2 separate regions of the Homo sapiens genome follow, and region 1 is linked to region 2. Evidence: read pairs that join two places in POLR2A ChIA-PET (ENCODE). Cell type or tissue: PC-9. All regions are shown on one strand. Links, peaks and the distances in the headings refer to the core of each region. The heading gives the core; the rest is flanking DNA. Region 1 has its middle 7.7 kb from the start of DYSF. Region 2 has its middle 9.9 kb from the start of PAIP2B.

Region 1 (6,353 bases), core at 487-5,486, 220 kb after region 2:
TCCACCTTCCCTGACCACATGCCCCCTCTGCACCCCCATACACTCAATACACTAGGCTTCTACCTCATGGTCCCTCACCCAGGCTAGGCTCAGACCTCTGGTTGGAGAAAGGAAAGAATGAATAATAAATGGCAGGCACTTTCTAACCCCAGAAGTGCAGGAAGTGCTGCTGGTGTGGCTTTTCTTTTGTTATTTCAGCCCCAAGGGCCTGTGTGTGGAGCAGCTCCCCCCATCCTGCATCCTCCCATTTACACATCCCTGGCTGAATCCTCTCCCCACCCCCATCTGCTTTTTGCCTGCTGCCTGGCTCTTCGGGGTAGGCTCCCCCTTTCCAGGGCCCAGAGCACACAGCTCACCTTGGGGAAAGGAAGTACATTTTCTGTGCCAATCCGTCATGAGCCCCTGAGCCTAGGAAGAGACTGGCTGGAGCCCCCACCCCTGGTCATCACTGAAACCGCCAGGCAGTCCTGGGGAATGCAGTCCCTCCCCTCCCCCAGCCCCTGGCCACATTTCACGTCCTGCATTAGCCAAGCTCCTAACCCATGTCCAAATTTGGCCTCCCTGTGACATTCAGGCCTGCTCGCTCTCCTTCTCCCTGGCAGGGTCAGCTTGGTGAATGATTACACAGAAGACTTCGGTCTCAGGGATGCAGCTCAAAGCAAAACACCAGTCTGGGAAGCCTTCCCTCCCCAGCTGGGCTGGGTCTGCTCTTCCCAGACTCTATCTGTTGTCCCATAAAGCCCCTCCTTTGGTTACATGATTATAATACCCTGTAGCCACACTTCACAGCCCCTTTGTGCATGTATACATTCATTGCAAGCTCACAGAAGCTTTGTGAGGTAGAGGGCAAAGATATTATCCCCCCTTAAAGATAAGGATATTGGCCCAGAGAAGTGAAGGAGCCTGGCCAAGGTCACATAGTGGCCACAGCATCCCCACCCCCAACCCCTCATCAGTGCCCTCTGTTGTTCTCAGTATCCTTGGTGCATGAATAAGAAAGTGCTCTGGAGAGCATACCATATGCTGCCCACACCCAGGGCACCAGGGCACTCGGACCTGAGCCAGCCAGGGAGGGTGGTGCCTGGGGTCCCCAGCAAGAAGCTGAGTCAGAGTAGGGGGAGTGCAGGGCTGCAGGAGCATGGTGTGAAACAATTGACCAAAAGATGGAGGATTCTGGGGTTTCAAATGCGTGTTCCTCACAAACAGAGGGAATGGACATTTGCTAAGCACAAAAGCATACCATTGTCAGGTGGTGTTTCTTGAAAATCCCACCAACAGTCCTATGAAAGAGATCTATTTAACTGACACCATGCTTATTTTAAGGCAGATACTGTTCTAACTAGAACATTAATAGAAGCTACATCATGACCCGGTTATAATTTGTACCAGGTCCTTATATGTAGACATATACACCTCAGTCCTCTTAGCAAGCATATGTGGTAGCAACTGTCATCACTCCCATTCTACAGATAAGGAAACTGAGGCATGAAGAGGTTAAGTAAGTTGCCTGAGGTTATACACTGGTAAGTAGTGGGGTTATGATTTGAGTCTAAGTATCTGGCTCCTGAGCCCCCACAATATCCCCAGCTTTAACCACTCTGCTATCTACCTCTGGCTTTAGCTTGGATTTACCAAAGACAAGCAAGAAAAGGTGGAGGGGCAGGACCTGAACCCAGGCCTGGCTGAGACCCTGATGCCCCCCTCGGTCTGCACCTTGACTCCTCTCATCACGTGCGTGGTCCTTACTGCTGCTTGCTCACCCAAGCACAGACATCCTCAGCCCTTATGTTCTGGTCTTGCAGATGCTTTCTTATCTCAGGGGGTCCTTGCTCTCTGCCTCACCCTCTCTATATCTGATAGGACCAATCAGTCACCAGTTGATGCAGGACGCTCCCTCCAGGCAGTGCTCTCGTTCCGGGCAAGCTCACAGCTCTGACAGGACTATGGTGGCTGCCTAGGGTCTGATAAGCCAAGGCCAGGGCAATGGTCACATGGCACTGAGGTGGGCAACCTGTGGTGCGTATGGCAGGTGCTCCGGGACTTCCAGGGAGGGGGTCATGTAACTGTAGATCTCAAGCTTAGCCAGTCTAGGAGAAAGTGAAAGTTGGGCGGGGGGCTCAGAAGAGCGGCTAGCTGGCAGCCTGAGTCACAGTCCAGTGGGATAACAGCATCGAACAAGAGGGAGAGAAGGACTGCCTGCATCTTGAACTCGGGATCCCAGGTCTGCCACTTTTCAAGCTATGTGGCTTTGGGCAAGTTACTTAACCACTCTGTGTCAGTTTCCTTATCTGTAAAGTGTTGATAACAATAGCTTGTACCTGCTTTGGATGAATCATTCTGGAGAGTTTATGTGTTAGTCCATATAAAGCACTTCAAACAGCCAGGCAAGCAATAAATGTTAACTATAATAATTATTACATATACTTTTACATAAATTTATTATAATCATTACTATTAACATATATTGTACATGTACTAAGAAATAATTGTACACATCCACAAAGGCTTTCAATGTCTTTTTTGCTTGGTGAATTCTATCCTCAGCTTTGTTTCTCCATCCACTGTCCTGCCAGGCTGGACACAACAGGCCAAGTGGTGGGTGGCCGTCTGTCTGCCCCCAGGGACACTGGGCCTGTCTTCTCTGGCTGCCCCTCCTAGAGCAGTCCCTTCTGAGGCGAAGTCATTTGGCCACCTGCCTGATGGCTGGCAGTGGCCCTCACTGGGGTACTTTCTCTTTCTGGGAACAAGTATTCCTCTGGTGACTCACTAGCAGCCCACAAACCTCTTCAGTCCCTCTCCCCAGGCCAAACTCACTTTCTTTCTCTACTTCCTGCATGCTAGTCTCTTTCCAGATTGGTCCACTAGCATGGGATGTTAGCAGAGAGAGCGTTCACATCTACTGTGGATGTGCTGTGCCCCAAGCACTGTGCTGGAGTTGCTAGTGTTTTGTTTAATCCTCCCAACACCGCTGCAAACTGTCCTCATTCTTTTGATTGCACAGAAGTGGAAACAGACACTGAAAGGTCCAATCACATGCCTCAGGTCACACCACTAGGAAAGGGTGGCCTGGGACAGAAGCCCAGGACTGTCTGATTGTTTCCACTATGCACGATTTCTCCCCTGACAGGCCCTAATCATGGCTGTGGTCAGAACCAGGACTGCATGTGGGTTCTACCCTCTTGCTGGATACACAGGTCCCCTGTCAATTCCACCTGGTGGACTGGGATATCCGCCGGACACATATTCTTAAATGAATGTGAAGGGAGAGGGAAGAAGGCCTCATCTATACTTCCGGAAGCCTTTGGACATTGACAAATATGCCCTGAAGGAGTCCTGTCAACTCATGTAGAATGTTCCTCTAAAGGTCAGTGTCACTGAGCAGAGAGGCAAGGTTTGTTTGCCTCCTGGCACCCCATGTTTAAGTCTTGGGAAACACAAAGGACCAGCTAACATTAGGAGAATGTGGCCAGAGGAGAACTGGCCCAACTCCAGCAGCAAGAGATGATTAGAAGCATGCCTTCCTCGATGGTCAGGAAGGTAGGGCCACAAATAAGTAGTGACAGGGGTCACAAACTCATGCACTTCCAGAAACGTGGCAGGTGGACTAAGATCAAGCTGGAGGGGAAATCCTATGTGCATACTGGGAGTGAGCTGAGGGGGGGACACCTGGTCTACAGGTGCCAGACGGTCAGTGTTAGGTGGAAAATCTAGGCCCAGGTGCCACATTCTCTGATTTTTTTCAAGAGAAGCTGTAAATCCAGATTTATACGGAAAAGTCTTCTAATATTTAAGGTACAATTTTGTTATAAAACATTGTACTGATTAAAGACAACATGTCTGTGGGCTGGATGTGTCCCAGAGAACACCAGTGACCGCTTCTGAGACACAGTATTTCATTCAATCCTGGAGACCTTGGGCCTGGGCTCTCTGGAGGGCAGAGAGCCAGTGTCCTCTCCCTTGGGCTCATCAGGCAGCACCTGTCATCAGTGACTACAGGATGGAGTGAGTGGGAGAGCTTTAGTCCCCTTCCCCCTTAACCTCTGTCAGCCCCGAAACACTGCAATAAGCATGAAACTCAGTTTCCAAACAGGCCCCTCAAGCCCTTCCTTCCAGGCTATGGCTCCTAAGCTGGCCCCATCACCTTTACAGTGGGGCTGGAGTAGCCTGGGGTCCCGAGGAGCTGCCCTCACCTGAAGCCTCAGGTGGGATGCAGATCTAGCTATTTGTAAACAAGCCCTAACTAACATTGGTATAAGCATGATGGTCTCTCCACTCACATAATAGTTGAATGTAGACAGTCCTGACTGGTAAGACTCTGACCCACAGGCTGTCCAGGACCCCAGCTCCTCCTGTTTTATTGCTCTGTTATCCCCAGAAGTTCCCTTTGACAACGTGGTCCATGATGGCGCACGCCTCTGTCTATATTCCAGCCAGAGGGGAAAGGGGGCCGGGGAGGCGTGCCGCTTCCCTTTAAGGACATATCCAGGCAGTTATATACAGCCCTTCTGCTCATATTCTGTTGGTCATCAATTAGTCTCCTGGCTACATTCAGCTATGAGGGAGGCTGGGAAATGTTTTTATTTGGGTGACCATGTACCCAAGTAAAGTGCTGTGGAAAATTTCTGTGGATGAAGGGGAGAACATATACTGGGAGGTGGAGGTCAGGTCTCAGCCACACTCTCCATTAGAACTTAATTCCTGATAATGTCCCCTCGGGAGGAAGCCCTATTGAGTTACTAGGCCTCAGTATGAAGTCTGCAAGGGAACAGTCAGTTATCTGATTAGGGAGAAGTCCAGGTCAGTGAACATCAGCCAGACTAGGAAGTTGGAGGCTGGGATGAAAAGGAGGCCTCAGGAAGTGTCCAGGGGTCAGATCACCAGCAGTTGCTTTTCTGATTTGCAGAACAGATGTGGGGAGACCCTTTTCCTTGGATGCAAGCCAAGGGAAGGCAGAAGTCCCTTGGAATGTTCCTATGGAGGTATTAGTTATACCCCCTACAGATTTCCATTTCCTGTGGTGACTCTGAAGGACTGGAGCTGGGGTAGGGTGGGGTATGATAGGGGCAAAAGCAAAGCCAGGAATCATTGTGATAGACAGGAAAAAAAAAAAAAAAAGAAAAAGAAAAAGAAAAAAAGCTTTGTAATATCCAAAAGTCCCTCTAGGGGGCAGTACTATCCCCTTTGAGAACCACTGGCTGAACTCACCAGTGGGCAGAACCCACACCCGGGAGCCACGTGCAGTGTCCACTATACCAATGCCAGGCCAGTCCTGTACTACACGCTGGGAATACCTGGGTCACTAAGACAGACTTGGTCTCTCCCCTCGTTGACCAACTCCACAGTCTAGCTAGACACGAAACGGGTGATTACGCTAATAGTTATTCCTGACCATTGTGATGCGTGCTAAGAAGGAAAAGGGCTGCTGTGCAGTCATTTGCCAGAGGGACCCGTCTAGACCCCAGGATATCAGGGACTGCTTTCCTGGAGAGGTGATCTTTAAGCTGAGGCCTGAAGTATGAATAGGTGGTTCTGCAAAGAAAGAGAAGAAGGCAGCTGGAGGCAGAGAGAACAGCGGACCTCAGAGCTGAGAGGGAGCTTGGCATATTCTAGAAACTGACGAGGCACCGGAGCTAGAGCTAGGAGAGCGAGAGGTGGAATGGCCTTGCCCTTTGGCCCGAGGAAATGAATCTGGGCTTCATCCCAAGAGCACAGGAGGCCTTTGGATAAACCTCCCAAGAGGCTTTTAGCAGGAGATTGACCTGATCATATTTAAGATCACCTGGCTGCAGTGTGGATAATGGGTCAGACATAGCCAGAGTGATGATGTGATGAGGCGACTGACCAGCTAGGAGGCACCTGCAGTGGCCTGGGCAGGAGAGGGTGGTGGTAAGACTTGGTGGAGTCACTTGGATGCTGTGGGCACACAGATGGTACCAAAGTCACAGGGGTCAGTAAGGATGATTTAGGCTGCAAGCAACTGAAATCCTGGCTTAAATAGACTTAAATGAGCAGAGAGGCAAGGTTTGTTTGCCTCCTGGACACCCCATGTTTAAGCCTTGGGAAAATCAATTTATTAAATGCTAAGTAGTCTTAAGGGGATCAGCTCACTTAACTGGTGTCCAGAGACCCAGTGAGCTCTGGGCATATAGACTATACAACTCTGTCACAGGATCCTAAGGGTGTTGCTTTTTCCAGCTGGAAACCTCTGTGGCTGGTAGCACCTTTGCCTGAATTTTGCTTGGGCCCACTGGGCTCCTTCTGCCCACTCAGCCTGGCAGGCTGTGCTCAGCTCTCAGTACCAGCCCTGATCCCACGCCTGCGAAGGGCGAGCCAGGCACTGAACAGCAAGGGGT
Region 2 (6,353 bases), core at 799-5,798:
GACTTCCCGCAACACTGGAGAGACTGGGAAATGAGTTATATGACCAGGTGACTAGTTAAACACGAGTTTTACTATTAAGTGAAAAGAAGAGAATGGATCTAAAGATCACAGAAAAACTGGAAGATAAAGACATGAAATTTTATGTCTCGTAAAGCAAAATAAAAAAGAAAGTTAGATGGAAAATAGGAGAGAAAGTATGATAAATGTTCTAGAAGGAGAGAGTAGTCCCCAAGAGAGGAGGATATAAATTAAATATCAAAACCATGCCTCATAACTGAAATAATCTGAGTCCTTTAATTGAAGGAATTCATCAAGTGTCCAACACTTTGAATAAAAAGGGCCCACACCAGTAATAAGTAACACTTGTTAAGTTTTAACTGTGTGCCAGGTATCACTTTAAGCACTTAACATGTATTAACCCCATTTAATTTTCAAAACAACAGTGTGAGTACTGCTATTATTCCCATTTTACAAATGGATAAACTGAGGCAGATCAGCTAGTAAGTGGTGGTGTTCTGTGTTCCTGTAGAGGAGGAATGCATTCAGATGTCCAACCTGATGACACCACACAAGTACCAAGAAGGCACCAAAAGATGTATCGTGCATATCATGAGATTTTCCATGCTTCAGGCTTCCAAGCAGGTCAACAAATGAGAGAGGCAGGAGGGGTGACTGGTTTTGGGTTTAATTGTGGCTAGCAGGTAGGGCTGGGGTAAGGGTGTTCATTAACAGGTTAGGGCTTGCAAGATTTGAACTTCCCAAGGAGGGTGCACTTTTTTTTTACCGACTTGCCTACATGTAGGGCAAGAGGGTAAGAGGGAGGATGGTGATTAAAAGCTGTCAGCTGGCCGGATTTGGTGTCTCACACCTGTAATCTCAACACTTTGGGAGGCTGAGGTGTGTGAATCACATGAGGTCAGGAGTTCGAGATCAGCCTGGCCAACATGGTGAAACCCCATCTCTACTAAAAATACAAAAATTAGCTGGGTGTGGTGGTGCAGGCCTGTAATCCCAGTTACTCTGGAGGCCGAGGCAGGAGAATTGCTTGAACTCTGGAGGCAGAGGTTGCAGTGAGCCGAGATCGCGCCACTGCACTCCAGCCTAGGTGACAGAGCCAGACTCCATCTCAAATAAATAAAAATAAGTAAATAAATAAAAGCTGTCAGCAGTCAAATATTAAAAATGGAGTCTGACTCTTTATTAAAAGCTGCAATTCAAGTCAAAGCACTTGCAAAGCTGTAGGGATAAGGACAAGATCCTAAAAGTTTTCAGAAAGAAATAGGTCACACACAAACAAGTCAGGAATCAGAAGAAAATCAGACTTTCCACAACTAAAACAGGAAGATAGAAACCAGTGGTGCGATACCTTCAAAATTCAGAAGGATAATGATTTCTAAGCTAGAAATCTATACCCAGCCATACTATCAATTCAGTGTGAGGGTGGAATAAAGATATTTTCAGAAAAGCAAAGTCTCAAGAAATCTAATTCTCAGATACCCTTTATCAGGGGCTACTGGAGGATATGCACTACTGTATTGTATATTTTGTATATTTTCAACTTTCTGTATATAATGATGTTTGACATCTTTAAAAATCTGGCTGGGGGCTGGGCTCAGTAGCTCATGCCTGTCACCCTAGCACTTTGGGAGGCTGAGGCAAATGGATCACTTGAGCCCCGGAGACTGAGACTAGCAACATAGCAAAACCTCATCTCTACAAAAGATACAAAATAGCCGGTGTGGTGGGCAAGCCTGTAGTCCTGGCTACTGGGGGTGGGGGTGGGGTGGGGCTGAGGTTGGAGGATCTCTTGAGCCTGGGGAGGTGGAGGCTGCAGTGAGCTGTGATGGCGCCGCTGCACTCTAGCCTGGAGGACAGAGTAAGGCCCTGTCTCAAAAAAAAAAAAAAAAAAATATGGGGAGAAACTGCCCCTCCTGGGGCCGGTCAATTCTTAGAGATGGCAAAGGGCTCAGCAGGAGCCGTACTTTCTCTGTCTGGCCCACAGACCCCAAGAAGCAATATTCATCTGCTTTAATCATGCCAGAGCCAGGTATCAGGCAACTAGAGACAATCCCTATAGCTTAGAGCCTACCCAAATCATTCGAGTTTGCCATTCCTAAACCCAGCCTTGCCTTTCCCCAGGAAATCCCAATTAAGGTTCTAGCTTAGGCTTTTTCCCTGTTCCTGTCTTGGGCTACCAAGCCAAAACCTGGTGCCTCCCGCTGTGACCCTGTGTGGCATGCAGTGATCCCCTCTCTAAGCCTTGTGAGTATAATAAGCTTTGTTTTCATGAGCCTCTCCTGTGCCTCCTCTTGTGGCTGCACCTGACTGACCATGTCACAAAAACACAAAACCATCATCAAAATTAGAAAGCAAGAAAGAGGAAGACACATAACTAAGGAAAGCAGGAGAGCTAAGAAAAGAGAAGAATGGCGGGTATTTCTCAGCATGACAGTGAATGGGGCAAGACCTGTCCCGCAGGCATAGAGTGCGGGCTGCCTGCAGTGAGATGAGTGCTCCAGCAGTGATGTCTTCCAGAAAAACAGGAACTGATACGTCACCATTTAAAAAAAATTCATGGCCATACTGACAGGTGATTTCACAGCTGGGAATAAGTTAATGATAAATGCACGGAAGACTAAGATGGCATTGTCAGTTCAGGAAAAGATAAAAGAAAAGGCACATAATCATACTACTACTCTTTGTAGCTTAGCTACAAACAATAATAAAAAATACACATGCAGCATTTGGTGTGTGCTAGGCACTGTTCTAAGTGTCTTTCATTTATTAACTCATTTAAACCTCCCAGCAGCTCATTTTACAGATCAGAAATATTTGGCAAAGATGTTAAGTAAAGGTACTTGTCAAATATTACACAGTATATCAGTCTCCTGCTGCTAAAACAAATTACCACAAACTTAATAGCTTAAAACAATACAAATTCATTGTCTTATAGTTCTGGAGGCCGAAAAGAGGTTTCTGTGAGCTAAAATCAGGGTGTTGGCAGGCCTGTATTCCTTCTGGAGCTCTAGGGGGAACCCCTTTCCTAGTCATTTCCATCTTCTAGGGACCACACGCATTCCCTGGCCGGTGGCCTCTTCCTCCATCTTCAAAGCTGGCAGCGTAGTATCTTCTCGCCCTCTGACTCTGCTTCTGTCCTTACAACTCTCTCTGATTCTGATTCCTCTGCCTTCCTCTGACAGGGACTCTTGTGATTAGATTCAGCCCACCTAGCAATCCAGGATAATCTCTCAATCTCAGAATCCTTAATTTAGTCACATCTTCAAAGTCCCTTTTACCATGTAAGTTAACATATTCATAGGTTCTGGGGATCAGGGTCTGGGCATTTTTGAGGGGACAGTATTCAGCCTGTCAAACACAGCTAGGGGTAGAGGCAAGATTCAAACCTAAGTAACTTATTTCCAGAGTTCTTACTCTTAATCACTATGCTCTGGGGCCTTTATGACAATACTCACATAATCATCATCATCTGAATACCAAATATGGCTATAACGAATTTTGGGATATAACCACATTGGGAGGATAGGGAGTAGGCTAGGGAGCTCTCTAATGCTACTCACTACATAGCATTTAGTATTTGCTAGGCAAAGAACAGTGCTTAGCACATACCAAATGCTATGTAGTGAGTGGCATTAGAGAGTTAATTCTTTATATTTCACAGCAGAAAGGCAAATGGATAGACTAGACTAGTCTAAAACTAAAAAAAAAAAAAAAAAAATCCAAGAATAAGTATATAAGCGTTTTTCTTAACATATGAGAAATATATATCTCAAAAGAAGCAGATAAAAGCAGAAAAGCATGCCAGGCGCAGTGGCTCATGCCTATAATCCCAGCACTTTGGGAGGCCGAGGCAGGAGGATCACCTGAGGTCGGGAGTTTGAGACCAGCCTGACCAACATGGAGAAACCCCATGTATTTTGTAAAAATACAAAAAATTAGCCAGGCATGGTGCCACATGCTTGTAATCCCAGCTACTTGGGAGGCTGAGGAAGGAGAATCACTTGAACCCAGGAGGCAGAGGTTGCAGTGAGCTGAGATAGCACCATTGTACTCCAGCCTGGGCAACAAGAGCGAAACTCCGTCTAAAAAAAAAAAAAGCAGAAAAGCATTGCCTCAAGGGTGGCAGGGGGAACTGGTGATTTTTGTTATCAGCCGTGAAAAACCAATTGATTTTACAAACTGTGTGTAGGTATTTCTTTGATTAAACACATTTCATTAGAAAACCCCAAGGTGTGAATATGGGACTCTGTTTAAGGAGCTTCTGTTTGCAGTGTCCTCCCTGCCAGTCTTCACTGTCATGTTTCCCAGTTCCCTGACCTTCTTTCAGGATCCTGTTTCTTGTCTTTGGCTCTTTGCATGATAGCTGGGTTTGGCTGACTTACCTCAGCCTTAGCACCCTCCCTTGGACACAGCTTTGGTATTTGTCCTCCAACTGGAAGTCCTGGGACTCTGGGTGTCTAAACTTCTGCTGTCAGAAGCAGGGCTAAACAAGGACTTACCTGGCTTTGGTGAGTTCCAGGCATGGCTTGTGGACAAAGCACCTCTTTCCCATGTTTATGTGGTCCAAGCCAGAAGGCAAATATCAGAATCAAAGGCAAAATTATAGTTCATACACTGGGGAGTTAATCTTAGGGGCAACACAGAGAACAGGAGCAAGGTCGTAGAGGCAACGTGAGATGAGTGAACAGCAGTAAAGGAATGGAAGTGCCTTCTGAGAACAAGGAGTGGCAGAGGGGACTGAGGCACTGGGTTGGTCCTTGAGAGGGGGTGACAGCAAATGGGCCATCCGAAGGTTTGGGTCCTGGACCTGTCATTCCAAATCCTCCAATAGTTTTTCTAGATTCATGATAGATGGCACTTTTCGGTCCCTTTTGAAGTTAGGCATGGATATGTGATTTTCTTTGGCCAGTAAAATGTAGGAGAAGCATATGTGCTTTGGACAGATTTTTTGGGTTTTTTTTTTTTTTTTGAGACTGAGTTTCGCTCTGTTGCCCAGGCTGGTGTGCAGTGGTGCAATCTCTGCTCACTGCAACCTGTGCCTCCCAGGTTCAAGCGATTCTCCTGCCTCAGCCTCCAGAGTAGCTAGGATTACAGGCGCCTGCAACCACATCTGGCTAATTTTTTTATTTTTAGTAGAGACGGGGTTTTGCCATGTTGGCCAGGGTGGTCTCCAACTCCTGACCTCAAGTGATCCACCCACCTTGGCCTCCCAAAGTGCTGGGATTACAGGCGTGAGTCACCATGCCCAGCCTGGACAGGTATTTTAAAAGCCAGTAGATCATATTCTACATCTTCTTCATATCACAGTGATCAAGTAGCAGATGTTGAGATGGAGCCTCCATCAGCCTGGGTCTCTTGAGTAACTACAGTGAGAGAGGCCCCTGCTGAATCACAATGAACATAGAGAAAGAGTGACAAACTTTTGCTGTATTAAGTCTCTGAGACTTTAGGATTGTTTGTCATCACAGCCTGACCTAACCCATGATGCCTGATACAGGTCCTGAAGTACCAGTCACTGTTCTGAAGGCAGTGACTTTGCCTTAAGAACTCAATGAGCAAGGCAAGGGTTTTGGCTTAAGAACTCAATGGGTCAAGTCCAGAAAACCAAGTTCACTCAGAGAATCCAAAGGACAGGAACAGTGCCTCAAATGATGGCAAAGTCAAGAGCCAAGAGCTGAGAAGAGCTGGACTAGCATGAGAACAGGTTAGAAGCAAAACCCAGAGAATGCTTGTTAATTCCTAGGGAAGGAAGTGAATTAAAGTGAGTGATACCTGTCTTTATTATTTTCTCAGCTCTGATCCACAGGGCGGTCTGGGAGGTTTGAAGGCTCAAGGTCAAGTGGACATGAGGGTGGTGGAAGCATCAGTACTATGCAGTTTGTGGAGCTTCAGGTTGGTAGTACAGGGAGATGTAGAAATACAGTGCAGGTGCTCTGATTAGAGAGAAGGAGCAAAGTGTTGAAAACAAACCCTGCGATGATGAGGAGCTCTGTAGAGGCACACAGATGCTGATGATAGGTTCCCTTTGAGCCACTGAATAAGGTGCTCCATTTGGTCATCACTGTGTGTAGTGGGCAGTATTCAGCTGGACAAGGTTGCAGACTTCTAAGCTGGGAGATGAACTGAAAGTGAGGTCAGAGGTCAAATGACTGAGTCCTCTGTAAAGGAAGATCTGATTAATAGACTGTCTCCAGTGGTGCAGATTGAGGCTAATATGAAAAATGTCCTTGTTAGAAAGTTGGGTCAGGAACATTCAAGGCAGCACTGAGTGTTGGACAGGACACATTAATTCCTTACATGTCTCAGGTGTTCCTTCAGTGTGCAGATGTCATGTA

What was found. ChIA-PET counts read pairs that join two places held together with the same protein. Peaks named below come from ENCODE experiments on the same cell type or tissue, not always from the same donor. Only the 100,000 strongest peaks of a DNase experiment are listed, where the experiment ranks them.
Region 1: POLR2A ChIA-PET joins it to region 2 with 11 read pairs; 3 of 35 experiments call an interaction of 5 or more read pairs at or near these places.

The regions. Positions count from the first base shown.
Region 1 is chr2:71,455,840-71,462,192 of GRCh38, forward strand. It overlaps a transcript of DYSF not described here. Among named protein-coding and RNA genes, the nearest start is that of DYSF, 7.7 kb to the right of the region's middle. In PC-9, for the core only: a CTCF peak has its summit at 5,242; DNase peaks (open chromatin) are centred at 2,812 and 3,392; H3K27ac peaks cover 2,138 bases.
Region 2 is chr2:71,233,874-71,240,226 of GRCh38, forward strand. No RefSeq gene overlaps it. Among named protein-coding and RNA genes, the nearest start is that of PAIP2B, 9.9 kb to the left of the region's middle. In PC-9, for the core only: no CTCF peak of the experiment used is centred there; no DNase peak of the experiment used is centred there; H3K27me3 peaks cover 3,053 bases.